Regions from separate parts of the Homo sapiens genome. Here all the other regions are linked to region 3. The links are chromatin contacts, found by Hi-C or POLR2A ChIA-PET in ENCODE. All regions are on one chromosome and are shown on one strand. Each heading gives the region's core, a stretch centred on a gene start or an enhancer-like site at or near the end of the contact. The rest is flanking DNA. Distances are from core to core; before and after follow the strand shown. Region 1 overlaps MIR3681HG (MIR3681 host gene). Region 2 overlaps MIR3681HG (MIR3681 host gene). Region 3 has its middle 200 kb from the start of MIR3125.

The links. Hi-C counts contacts between places; a loop is a spot of excess contacts on that map. ChIA-PET counts read pairs that join two places held with the same protein, here RNA polymerase II (POLR2A). Pooled maps may share reads with other maps.
Region 1: a pooled map shows a loop between it and region 3 (6-fold over the local background). The contact joins two enhancer-like sites. A Hi-C loop is called at or near these places in 1 of 37 single-sample maps with no recorded cell type and 3 of 50 pooled maps. POLR2A ChIA-PET finds 5 or more read pairs at or near these places in 1 of 52 experiments (B cell).
Region 2: a loop to region 3 is called in a map of PC-3, with 5 times the contacts of the local background. The contact joins two enhancer-like sites. A Hi-C loop is called at or near these places in 1 of 168 maps with a recorded cell type or tissue (PC-3), 1 of 37 single-sample maps with no recorded cell type and 3 of 50 pooled maps. POLR2A ChIA-PET finds 5 or more read pairs at or near these places in 1 of 52 experiments (B cell).

The regions. Positions count from the first base shown.
Region 1 is chr2:12,031,112-12,035,067 of GRCh38, reverse strand. The region is part of intron 2 of MIR3681HG (MIR3681 host gene); the gene reads right to left. Among named protein-coding and RNA genes, the nearest start is that of MIR3681HG, 26 kb to the right of the region's middle. RefSeq lists an enhancer at 404-453. Within about 2 kb of position 1,972, at least 4 of the 41 ENCODE cell types and tissues checked have a DNase peak (open chromatin) inside an H3K27ac peak, as active enhancers do.
Region 2 is chr2:12,048,947-12,052,907 of GRCh38, reverse strand. The region is part of intron 2 of MIR3681HG (MIR3681 host gene); the gene reads right to left. Among named protein-coding and RNA genes, the nearest start is that of MIR3681HG, 44 kb to the right of the region's middle. Within about 2 kb of position 2,372, at least 2 of the 41 ENCODE cell types and tissues checked have a DNase peak (open chromatin) inside an H3K27ac peak, as active enhancers do.
Region 3 is chr2:12,930,951-12,934,798 of GRCh38, reverse strand. No RefSeq gene overlaps it. Among named protein-coding and RNA genes, the nearest start is that of MIR3125, 200 kb to the right of the region's middle. Within about 2 kb of position 2,443, at least 2 of the 41 ENCODE cell types and tissues checked have a DNase peak (open chromatin) inside an H3K27ac peak, as active enhancers do.

The sequences.
Region 1 (3,956 bases), core at 723-3,222, 900 kb after region 3:
ATATTGCTGGAATGCACATTAAGGTCATGATATTGGCTAGGAATAAAATGAGTTTTTCAAAAAGGACAAACTTCATAAATCCTGGCTTGTTCCTACACAGGTGTATAGAAGAAACAGAAGAAATGTGTTTTTCTGTGTTTCTGTCTTGCCAAGACCCAAAAATGAAAACCAATTTTTGTCCATAGAAGGTGTCTGTTAAAGGACTTGAAGTGAGTCCAGACAAAGGCAGGTTGTGAGCTATTAAAGTGTCTTGCCCAATATCTGCCAATAATGGCCATCAAGGCTCCTCACACAGCATCTGCCCACGTTATTATAATCGGGCTGCCTGTGCGTCACCTGATGAAGACCGCAGCTTGGGACGACTGGATGGGGTGGGACCAAGATATTTACAGAGATGAGAGAGGGATGTTGGAAAATTCACTCTCCTCCACACCACAAGAAGGTTTAAAGATCCAAACCAAACCAGAGCTCGTTCAAGTGTTAGGAGATGTAAAATAATGTGGTTTGGGGTGCACAAACGTTTTTAGCTATAAATACCTTCTAGATTGTTCCAATGCATTGAGCCAAAACCTAAATGCTGTGAGGTTTCAACCAACCGAATGGTTCCTTAAATAAACACCATGCAAGGACAAAAACTACCAAAGTGAATTTGAAAGAGCAGAGACTGACTCTAAATGGATGACCTGAGTGAGGACGGTGTGTCCAGGCCTTCCATAGCAAGTGTTAGCTGGGGGCCTTCGGCAGGCTGGGCCCTGGTCAAACTCATTCAGCTCCACACCTGTGTTCACCCTTCCACCAGGAATCCCATGAGAAGGACACTGGTGCCCTGCACTGTAAAAAGGAAAAACCCCAAACTCCAAAAAGTTTAAGAAAATCAGCTCCCAACTGGAAGTTGCTTCGGTCTGACTCCAAAGCCTACCATCCTCCACATGGGACCCACTGCCCCCATTCCATGGGTGTGTTCCTCCATTGGTGTTACCTCTTCAGGGCAAAGACACTGTCCCCTTTACCTAACGCTTCTCAGTGCCAAGTGGCATCTGGGATATTGGACATTGTCTGAGTTTCCTGGGGCTACCATAGCAAATCACCATAGACCTGATGGCAATACACAGCAGACATTTATTCTCTCTCAGTCCTGGAAGTTAGAAGCCTAAAACCCAGGTGTCTTAGGCTTGGTTACTACTGCGGGCTTTGAGGGAGAATCCACGTCCTGCCTCTCTCCTGGCTTCTGGGGATTTACCACAAGTCCCTGATGCTCCTTAGCTCATGGACACGTCACTCCCACCTCTCCCTCCATCTTCACGTGATGTCCTCTCTGAGTCTGGGTTTATGTCTTTCCTCTTCTTCTTAGAGGGGCAGCGGTCATATGGAATTAGGGCTCATCCTGATTTCATATGACATCATCTTAATTTCATTATACTTGCAAAGACCCAATTTCTAAATCAGGTCACATTCACAGGCACCTGGGGCTAGGACTCCAGCATACTTTTGTTGGGACAGAAGTCAACCCGTAATAGAGATAATAAATTCATATTTCTTGAATGAATCAAAAACCAAAAAGATCCTGCAGTGGACGCAGTGCTCTGGGAGCCTCTCTGAGCACATCAGGTCCCTGAACATTGCTGCTCTATCTTCCTCCCATGGCCTGAAGAAACCAGTCAGGCTGCCAAAACTCGCACCATTCTGAGACCTCCTGTGTCTTGACGGAATAAGAGAAATCTTTTCACCTATAAGGCATCACACCCCATTCCCTTTCCCCCTAAAAAAACGAGGACACTTTTACAATGCCACAATGGAGGCAGAAGCTTCCAGAAAGAAAGCATCACACCCATTCCCTTTCCCCCTAAAAAAGCCAGGACACTTTTACAATGCCACAATGGAGGCAGAAGCTTTCAGAAAGAGTAAATACATGAATCTAAGAGCCACTTTTTGACCTATGACTCAGAGTACAGAAAGAATGCTTGGTATCCTGAAAAAAATTCACTCAGCAGGAGTAAACACTAAACCTCATCAATTTTTTAAAGGTAGCAATTACTTGTATAATACCTATCAACCAATGACATTAAAAAGAAAGTAGTGGAAGCTTAGACTTCCACTACTCTGGCTATAAAATCTTTTTTGTTTTGTTTTTTAATAACTGATTTTTCAAGAATGTTATACTTATAAACACATATACATTTTATGTCCTACCTCCAAGATAGCTCCAAATGAGAATGTTACTAGCCAAGAAGCTAACATCAACAAAAATGCATAAAAACTGGTTAATAAAGCCCACATTAAGGGAACAGTAGAAAGTAGCTAAGAAAATGTAAATTCATTCAGGAAATAAGCATTTGCATGTACTGTTAAATATAATTTCCACCAGGTGCATGAAGCACATGAGTAATTATAGGCCAAGAAAAAAAAAAGTGATAACCTTTTCTCCGCATGGACGCCACCTCCTTTGGTTATGAGGCAGTGCTTTGAAGAGTTAAATGCCCTCTGCAAATGCCAGGGGGTGGTGTTGCTGTTGCCTAAACTGTTCCTCCTCACAGCCTGGGCTGCATACAAAGCAATTGCATAGGAGATATCTTACCCTCCCTTTTCTTTCATCTCTGTGGAAATACATGTTTCATTTAAGCCTGTGGTGCTTGGAACTTGTTCCAAGGAACCCCACGTTCTAACAGCAAAATCAAAGAATGCTTGTCTTTTCCCAGCTTGCAGGGAGAACAATAAGTAAACGAGTAGAAATTTCTCACTGTTATGTGTTATTCTATAATTTTTTGTTAAGTGTTATTCTATAATTTTTTCCTAAGTGTTTGGAACTCACTGTCTCTAGCCTACTAGGAAGTCCTGGAGATGACCAAGCAAGCCAGCATCACACCACCCCAGGGTCCCCACAGTGCCACGTGCAGGCTACCCCTCACTGCCTGCCAGGAGGGGTAATGCCAGCTTGCATTTGGTTATCAGTACCCCCACCCCACTCTGAGGGCGATGACAGCAGGGCCCCTCTGGGCACTAGTGCGTGTCCCAGGTCTTGGCACCTGTGTGCTGGCAGTGAATGTTTGCTGTAAGAATGAGCAGATAAAAATGCAAATAAAAACCACAATGAGATATCACCTTGCACTCATGTGAATGGTCACTATCAGAAAACGCACACACACACACAGACACATACATAAAATAACCATTGGCAAGGATGTGGAGAAGCTGGGACTCTTGTGCATTGCTGGTAGGAGAGTTAAACGGTGCAGCCATTGTGGAAAGCAGTATGGCGGTTCCTCAAAAGATTAAATACAGAATTTCCACATGATCCAGAAATTCCACTTCTGGGCATATTTCCAAAAGAACTGAAAGCAGGGTCTCACACAGACACTTATGCATTCATATGCACGGCGGAATTATTCACGATAGCCAACAGGTGGAAGCAACCCAAGTGTTCATCGGTGGATCAACAGAGAAACAAAATGTGCCACATACATCAGTGGAATATTATTCAGTCTCCAAAGGGAAAGAAATTCTGACACACCACAATACAGATGAACCTTGAGGACATTATCTTAAGTGGAGTAAACCAGTCCCAGAAGGACAAATATGGCATGATTGCACTTACGTGAGGTACCTAGAGCCGCCAAATTCATAGACACGAAGAGCAGAATGGTGGTTGCCAGGAGTCGGAGTGAAGAATGAGGAACTATTATTAAATGGGGACAGGGTATCAGTCTGGGATGATGAAAAGACTTGTGGAGATGGATGATGATGGTTGCACAACAATGTAAATGTACCTAATGCCGCTGAGCGGCACACTTAAAAATGGTTAAGTTGTAAATTTTATGTTAGGAATAGTTTACCAAAATTATTTAAAAAGAAGCAGATGATGAATGTCAACATTGAATGCATTGTCTCATAAGCACATGGCTTCTAGCAGCCCCATCACCTAACAAGCTTTAGAAATTTGACTGCAGTTAGTAAACTAC
Region 2 (3,961 bases), core at 1,123-3,622, 880 kb after region 3:
GTGTGTTGTCAATCCATCACCCTCCTTTTTAGGCTGATAAAATAAAAAGGTAAAAAAGATCCATTTTATTTTTTTTTTAAACAGAGTCTCGCTGTATCGCCAGGCTGAAGTGCAGTGGCACAATCCCGGCTCACTGCAACCTCCACCTTCTGGGTTCAAGTGATTCTCCTGCCTCAGCCTCCCAAGTAGCTGAGATTACAGGCACATGCCACCATAACCAGCTAATTTTTGTATTTTTAGTAGAGACAGGGTTTCCCCATGTTGGCCAGGATGGTCTCGACCTCTTGACCTTGTGATCCTCCTGCCTCGACCTCCCAAAGTGCTGGGATTACAGGAGTGAGCCACCGCACCCAGCAGGTAAAAGAAATCTTATTTCCATTACACATTGATTCAGGAAATATTTAATGAGTTCCTAATAACCCTAAATAGCATGTGTACTGCATTTCTTATCAAATATATTTCCACAACCATAATCTCCTATAGTGTCCAATAGTGTCATAATGAAGATACAGTAGGAACCATTTCATTCATTTTATTTCTATTGTACCTCCTTTGGAATAGGATTTGAGGAAGTTTACAAAAAATTATAACCAGTAGGATTATTATAACCATTTTATAGATGAAGAAACATAGTTTGAGAAAGTGTATAGGACTTGCCTGACATCACACAGCAACCAATAAAACTGGAATCACAACTCAAGTCTTCTAACTCCAAACCCACACTTCCCTCTGCCCCACACAATTGCCATGTTTGGTCCCTCGTCAGGTCCTCTGGGTGCAATGATGAAGCAGAAGTAGCTCTGTTCTCATGAAGCATAATTTCAGTAAAGACCATAAGCCAAGACTGAAAACAGCTGTAATAGGAGATGGTGATGTTTGGAGAGTGATGCATGGAAGTTTGGAGGGGCATGAGTTTTATGCAATGTTGGCTGTCTGAGTCATAAAAGAAAAGCTTGGTGGAGGAGGTGGTAGGACATGGACTATTTAAAGGCAAGAAAAAGTATGTCAGGTTGAAGGAGTATTAATTGGCCAACATGTTAGAAATCACCGGCCAAAAATATCACAGTATCCCCTCCTCTCTCTCTTATTCACATAAAGTTTGGCTTTCCCAAACTACTATAAACCAGAAGTTTCTCAGGGAATGTTATGGTTCTCTTTCACATCTGGATTACAAAAGCTTCCAGGTACACTAAAGGAAACGGGAAGAAACAACCACTTATTGAGAACTTACTATATACCGGAAATTGCTGCATCATTTAATCCTCACAGCAGCTCTGCTAGGTGACTATAACCCCCATATTATAAGTGAAGAAAGTGAAGCACAAAGACTTAGTTGATGTGTCCAAAGTCAAACAACTAACAAGCAGAGAAATTGATTTGAACTCAGGACTGTTGGAAGTCAAAGCCAGGTCTCTCTGTGACTCTAAACTTTGAACCATATTACACAGCCAAGGATCAAGAAGTGCCTGTTCTATGAGTGTGAAGTTGTGAGCAAATAAATTCAGCACCTGGTGAAGAATCAGCAAGTCAAGTTGATCTAACTTAGATTTATGAAACTAAATCACAAAGAAAATGTTACAAATAAAGATAAATATATAATTTAATGTATCCAAATATAAATTCTTTTTTGAGACAGAGTCTCACTCTGTTGCCCAGGCTGGAGGGCAGTGGTGCAGTCTCAGCTCACTGCAACCTCCACCTTCCCAGTTCAAGTGATTCTCCTGCCTCAGCCTCCTTAGTGCTAGTGTTACAGGTGTACACCACCATGCCCTGCTAATTTTGATATTTTTAGTAGAGATGCGGTTTTGCCATGTTGGCCAGGCTGGTCTTGAACTCCTGACCTCAAGTGATCCGCCCACCTTGGCCTCCCAAAGTGCTGGGATTACAGGCATGAGCCACCAAGCCCAGCGAAGTATAAATTATTTATGCAAGATTTTTTCACATGGTAGAAATGTTTCTCTAATCACCATATTTTTTTCTACATTCCATAAGAAAGCTTGCTAAGATATGGTGGGTTCTTGTTTAAGTTTGTGTCTATCACATCCCACAAAAGCAATTATGATCGCCCATTGATTCATGAATGTGAATGTGGACATCATTAAATATTTACACAAACACGTTGATTACTTACTTTTATAAGCCTATGGGAAGTACCAGTCTGTTCTTTAGCACGATGTTGGAAAAAATAAGTTTCTTTGCAAATACAGTAATCAGCCCACATTCACTACTCATTAGACTAACTCTTGAAATAATCTTCAGTTTGTTTGCAAAGATGATTCACATCTGCACCAGCACAGCTGTGGTGGAACCAGAGTGAGTGTGTGTAGAAGGAAGTTCGCTTTGGGCTACGAATCCAGAGTAGCTTTCAGCATTTACAGGAACAGGAGCGACCCCACGGTAACAATAGTAATAGCAGCAACTGCAGCAAAATTCATTTCCAGGAGACCAACTCTGCCTCTGTCAATGCTGAGGTAAAGAGTAAATGGTGCTGTCACTGGAGGTGTTTGGTAGCAAAAGATACTAAGCAAGTTGCCTTCTCTCCTTTTATCCCCACCTTTATCTCTGGATTCTGACGGTAAAAGGGTTTTAAAACTATCGAATTCCCAGAGGATAATTAGTATGACTGGATTCAATGCTGACAGATAAACAGAGCATTTAATTTGTATTTCGAAATATCAAAGTAGCATAAACTGTTGTTGTTTGTTTACTGATGTCAATCTGAAGGTTCTACAATTTGCAAAACATCCCTTTGAGTAAGCAGACAGAAAAAAAAAAAGGAGAGATGAAATTTAGAATCAAGAGTGAATTAAAATCAGTTGCAAGATTTTTTTTTTTTTTTTTGAGAGGCAGAGTCTTGCTCTGTCACCCAGGCTGCAGTGCAGTGGTGCAATCTCGGGTCACTGCAACTTCCACCTCCTGGGTTCAAGCAATTCTCCTGCCTCAGCCTCCCTAGTAGCTGAGACTACAGGCATGTGTCACCACGCCCAGCTAATTTTTGTATTTTTTTAATAGAGACAGGGTTTCACTATATGTTGGCCAGGCTGATCTCGAACTCCTGACTCCACATGATCGCCCACCTCAGCCTCCCAAAGTACTAGGATTATAGGTGTGAGCCTCCATGCCCTGCCAAGATGTTTTATTAACCCATGAACTTCATGGATTTATTTTTGTCCCAGCACTACAGAAAAGGTATTTGCAACTTAAGTGTAACTCTCATCCCATCTCTTTCCACTCCTCTAAATTAGTTTGAGAGAAAAAAATTCTAAGGACAATCTTATGTCAAATGCAAACTTTATCTAGAAACCACTTTATTCAGAAACACAAATTGAAACAATTATACTCTTCTTCTACAGTTGATGTTTGTTGGTTGATTGCTGTAGTCGATGTAAGAGGTGTGTGTGTGTGTGTGCATGGGTGTAAAAAAGGAGAGTGCAGGATGGGAGAAATAAGGGTTCACTTCAAGCAGGAAAAGATGAATTTAAGTTAGGAAGTCAACTCCCTTTGAAACTGAATGACAGGGACCATTGCTACCAAATAGACACTACAAATAAAAGGTGAAAGCTGGCCGGGCACGGTTTCTCAGGCCTGTAATCCCAGCATTTTGGGAGGCTGAGGCAGGTGGATCACAAGGTCAGGAGATCGAGACCATCCTGGTCAACATGGTGAAACCCCATCTCTACTAAAAATACAAAAATTAGCCAGGTGTGGTGGCGTGTGCCTGTAGTCCCAGCTACTCGGGAGTCTGAGGCAGAAGAATCACTTGAGCCTGAGAGGCGGAGGTTGCAGTGAGCCGAGATCACACCACTGCACTCAGCCTGGCCACAGAGCGAGACTCTGTCTCAAAAAAAAAAAAAAAAAAAAGGTGAAAGCCATTAGAAATTCTTTCCTGATACAGTCTCTAAGAGTAGGTTAAGGCCATAACAGAAGAAAACTAACATTCCTTGAGTACCTGCTGGTGCCA
Region 3 (3,848 bases), core at 1,194-3,693:
CTGTGGTGATCCCAATGTAAGAATACAGAGAAAAATCATTAACTTGCTCATCATAAGTTTGGGAAATTGGGGCTGGACATGAGGAACTGGAGAATATCACAGAATACTTCTCAAAGGAGACAAAGTCAGCAGTCTTTAAGGAGATGCAGGTGTTAGCGCCTGAGCAGGGGAAACCAGAGCAATGAGGAAGAATGTATCAGTGAAGGGAAACCATCTAGAAATATGTGAAGGTGAGTTGCGAAATAGCCTGTATGGGAACAGAGGTATAGGCAGATGGAATTAAACTGTAAAACAGAGTCTGAAGGGACGTGAATTTGGAAAGATAGGTAAGGACCAAAATGTGAAGAGTGTTTAGATTAAAGAGCTTCTACTTCCTGTCATCAGTGATAAGGACAGTTGGAAAGAGGTCAAATGCATGGCAGAGGCATGACCAGTGAGCCTTTAGACAGCCATTGTGACCGTGCCTGTGGAGAATGACTTGGACATGCCTGAAGCCAGCAAGCTGATATGCAGGTCACTAAACAGATGACACAAAAAGAAGATGACACTCAGGAGTAAGCCAGTAGTGGTCTGGAAGAAGACAATTGACATATTTAAGAACGGTGGGTGTCATTAAGCTTGTGTAGGTGAGTGATTGGAGTAGGTCGATTAGGAAGCAAAGGAGAGAGTGAGGTATCACAGAGACTCTCAGGTAATCATGAACTGGAGCATGGACGGGCTAGGAGAAGGACTTAGGGACATATGAAGTTAATTCATAGGCTTCCAAAGCTGATATTGCCTTTCCATATTGTTCTCATGTTCAGATTGAACACTAACAAGTCTGGATTTGAATTAAAATTATTTTTATGGCATATTTGGAAGGATAAAGTGTGAGATTGACCAGGATATTTTTAAGAAGAGTAATGAAAAAAGACTGGGATTATCATATTAAAACATCCTAAAGTTGTAACAATAAAACTCCTGTGGGATCATGCAAGGGAACCCAAGCAGTGAAAATATATAGAAAGTTAAGAAAGAGAAAAAAGTATTTATAAACATTGAGGGCATGTTGAGACGTTTGGTTTATTCATGAAGTAATGTCAGAACATCTGGTTACACTTCTGAAAAATAATGTGTAGTCCCTAATTTATTACCAAGTTAAATATTCCTATACTAAAATAAAATTTTAAAATATACATGTGTATATAAATATACATCTGCATTCTTATATAAAGGAATGAAAAAGCTTTACCAACTATGAATCCAGTTATTTACCAACTATTAAAAGAAAATATGAATAAATTGGATTACAAAAATGTTATATCAAAAGATGCCATAAATGTAATTGAAAGACAATGAACTGGCATAAAATCTGTAGTAATACGTAACAGCAAAGTTAATACTTTAAATAACTGTAGTAAAATGATACAAAAAAGTAAAACAAATCCTAGTGAAAAAAAATCATCAAAAAATGTGACTAGGAAAGGCATAAAAAGGATTATAAATATACTATATACTTATATATGTACATAATATAGAGGTAAAAAATTCAATCTCACTGAAAATATTTGCAAAGACAAAAAAAAATGGTGGCAGGAATGCTGGATTGTCAAGACTTTCCAGGAAACAGTTTAATATCATGTGTCAAAATAATACACTTTGACCCATAAATTCCATTTCCAGGCATCTATCTGCAAATAGTGCAAAAGAATTCTATTGCCATGTTGTTTACAAATGCAAAAATTGAAAAGAATCTAAATTATTCAATAGCTGGAAGTACTTATTTAAATTATGGTATATTTATACAGTGGAATTACATATCTATAAAAATGAAAAGTTATATAGGCATATTCCTCAATATAGAAAATCTCCTTCCAGGACACTAGATGTCAGCTACATGAATGCAGTTTTTATGTATTCTGTTCACTATCATAGCTCTAGAGCCTAGACTCAAGCACAAAGTACGCTGTCAATAAATACATTTTGAAAACATGTTTGTTAAACGTGGTAGCCAGAATTCTAAAATGCCCCTTGACTTTTGCCCCAGTGGCATTCCCAGGATATACTACATTACACAGCAAAAGGGATTTTGCAGATGTCATTATGGTTACTTATCAGTTGATCTTAAGATAGGGGAGGTCATCTTGGTAGACCTAACCTAATGGTAAGAGCCCTTTGAAAATAGGAATTTTCCCAGATAATAGTAGAAGAGAAGTTTCGAGAGATTAGAAGTGGGGAGAGATTTGACCTGGAGGCGGCTGTCCATTGCTGAGATAGAGGGTCATTGTCAAGGACCTGAGAGGAGCCTCTAGGAGCAAAATTGGTCCGTGGCCAGCACCCAGCAAGAATAAAAAAGGTCCTCAGTTTTGCAGTGACAAAAAACTCAAGTCTGCCCAAGACCAGAATGAGCTTGGAAGCAGATTCTTCCCCAGGGCCTCCAGATAAGAGCCCAGCTGGGCACATTATCTTGACTTTGTCCTTGTGAGATCCTAAGCAGAGAATCCAATCGAGCCTGCCTGGAAATCTGACCTGCAGAACTATGAGATAAATGGGAGTTGTTTTCAGCTAAATTTGTGATAAGTTGGTGTTTAGCAATAGGAAGCTAATAAATTAGACAAAATAAGAAAGTTACAAACAGCATATACAGTATGATTCCCTTTTTTGTTTATATATTCATGTATTTACGAGTTTATAGAAGAAGACCAACTGAAACATATGCACAAAGATGTTAGCAGTAGGGTTTTGGTTGCTAAATTAAATTAAATTGAACAGACCTAGTTTCATTTAACTAGTAGACATCTGGGAAGTCTGATACCCATGATTGTCATGGGCTAAATCTCGTGCAAATAAACTTAAGCCCTTTTCAAATGACACTTGACCATTGGAATTAATCTCTTCTTGCTGTTTGTTCACAGAGAAGTATAGTTCTGGCTGTGAGATCTCAAAAATCAGAGTTCAAATCCTAACTTCACTGCTTAGGAGGTTTTTAAACTAGGGTGTTTTAAATAACCTCTTATAGTTTTAGTTTCCTTCCATCTGAAATCTGAATGAGAATACTCACCAGTGAGGATCATTATGAAGATTCAATGGGATGATAAATGCAGAGGACATAGTACCACCATTACTAAGTACCTGGCCAACTCTGCCACCTACATTCACTAGTTGTTGTTCTTAACGCTTTGATAAGCATTGAGCTCCTTTAAGAGTTTCCAATTTGGTCTTTCCCAGGATCTTTCTGTGAGCATGTCATAGTATTCTCTAGTGTCTAGCACAGTGCCTGGCAAATACCAAGTGCTTAGTAACAACTTCTGGTTCAATTAATTCACGAATGAGTAAAATGAATATTGGTAAAGTTGAATGCTTGGCTCCCAAGACAATGCAGATTGCAGTCACACAGCACTACCACGAGATGTCAGTATAAATAGGAAAGCTCTACAATTCAGGACTATTCTGGACCATCTTCCCCATCCCTCTTCTAGGGCTCCCGGGAAAACACACAACTGCATTACTGAAGGCAGAGAGCAACCTGCCAGGACTTTGCTCACCTCTCTCCTATTTTCACTGTGTGGTTTAATGCCTTAAAAACACAATTCCTGATGTACAGAGAAAAAAATATCTCTGCTGAGCTTGCCCTAAATAAAGACCCAAGAGACCTCATTTGGGGCCACTTCTGTATGCACACCCTCTTTCCTGTCCCTGCCTTAAATCTACATTTTGGGCTTGGATAAGGAGGTGGTGCCATAAGGAAGAACATGCAGAGTCAAATTCTGATTCCTTTACTTACTAGTTGTGTGTGTGTGCAAGTTTCTCAACTTTTCTGAGCTTCATTTTGTCATATGAAAAAATAAGAAAACCAATATATAGAGATT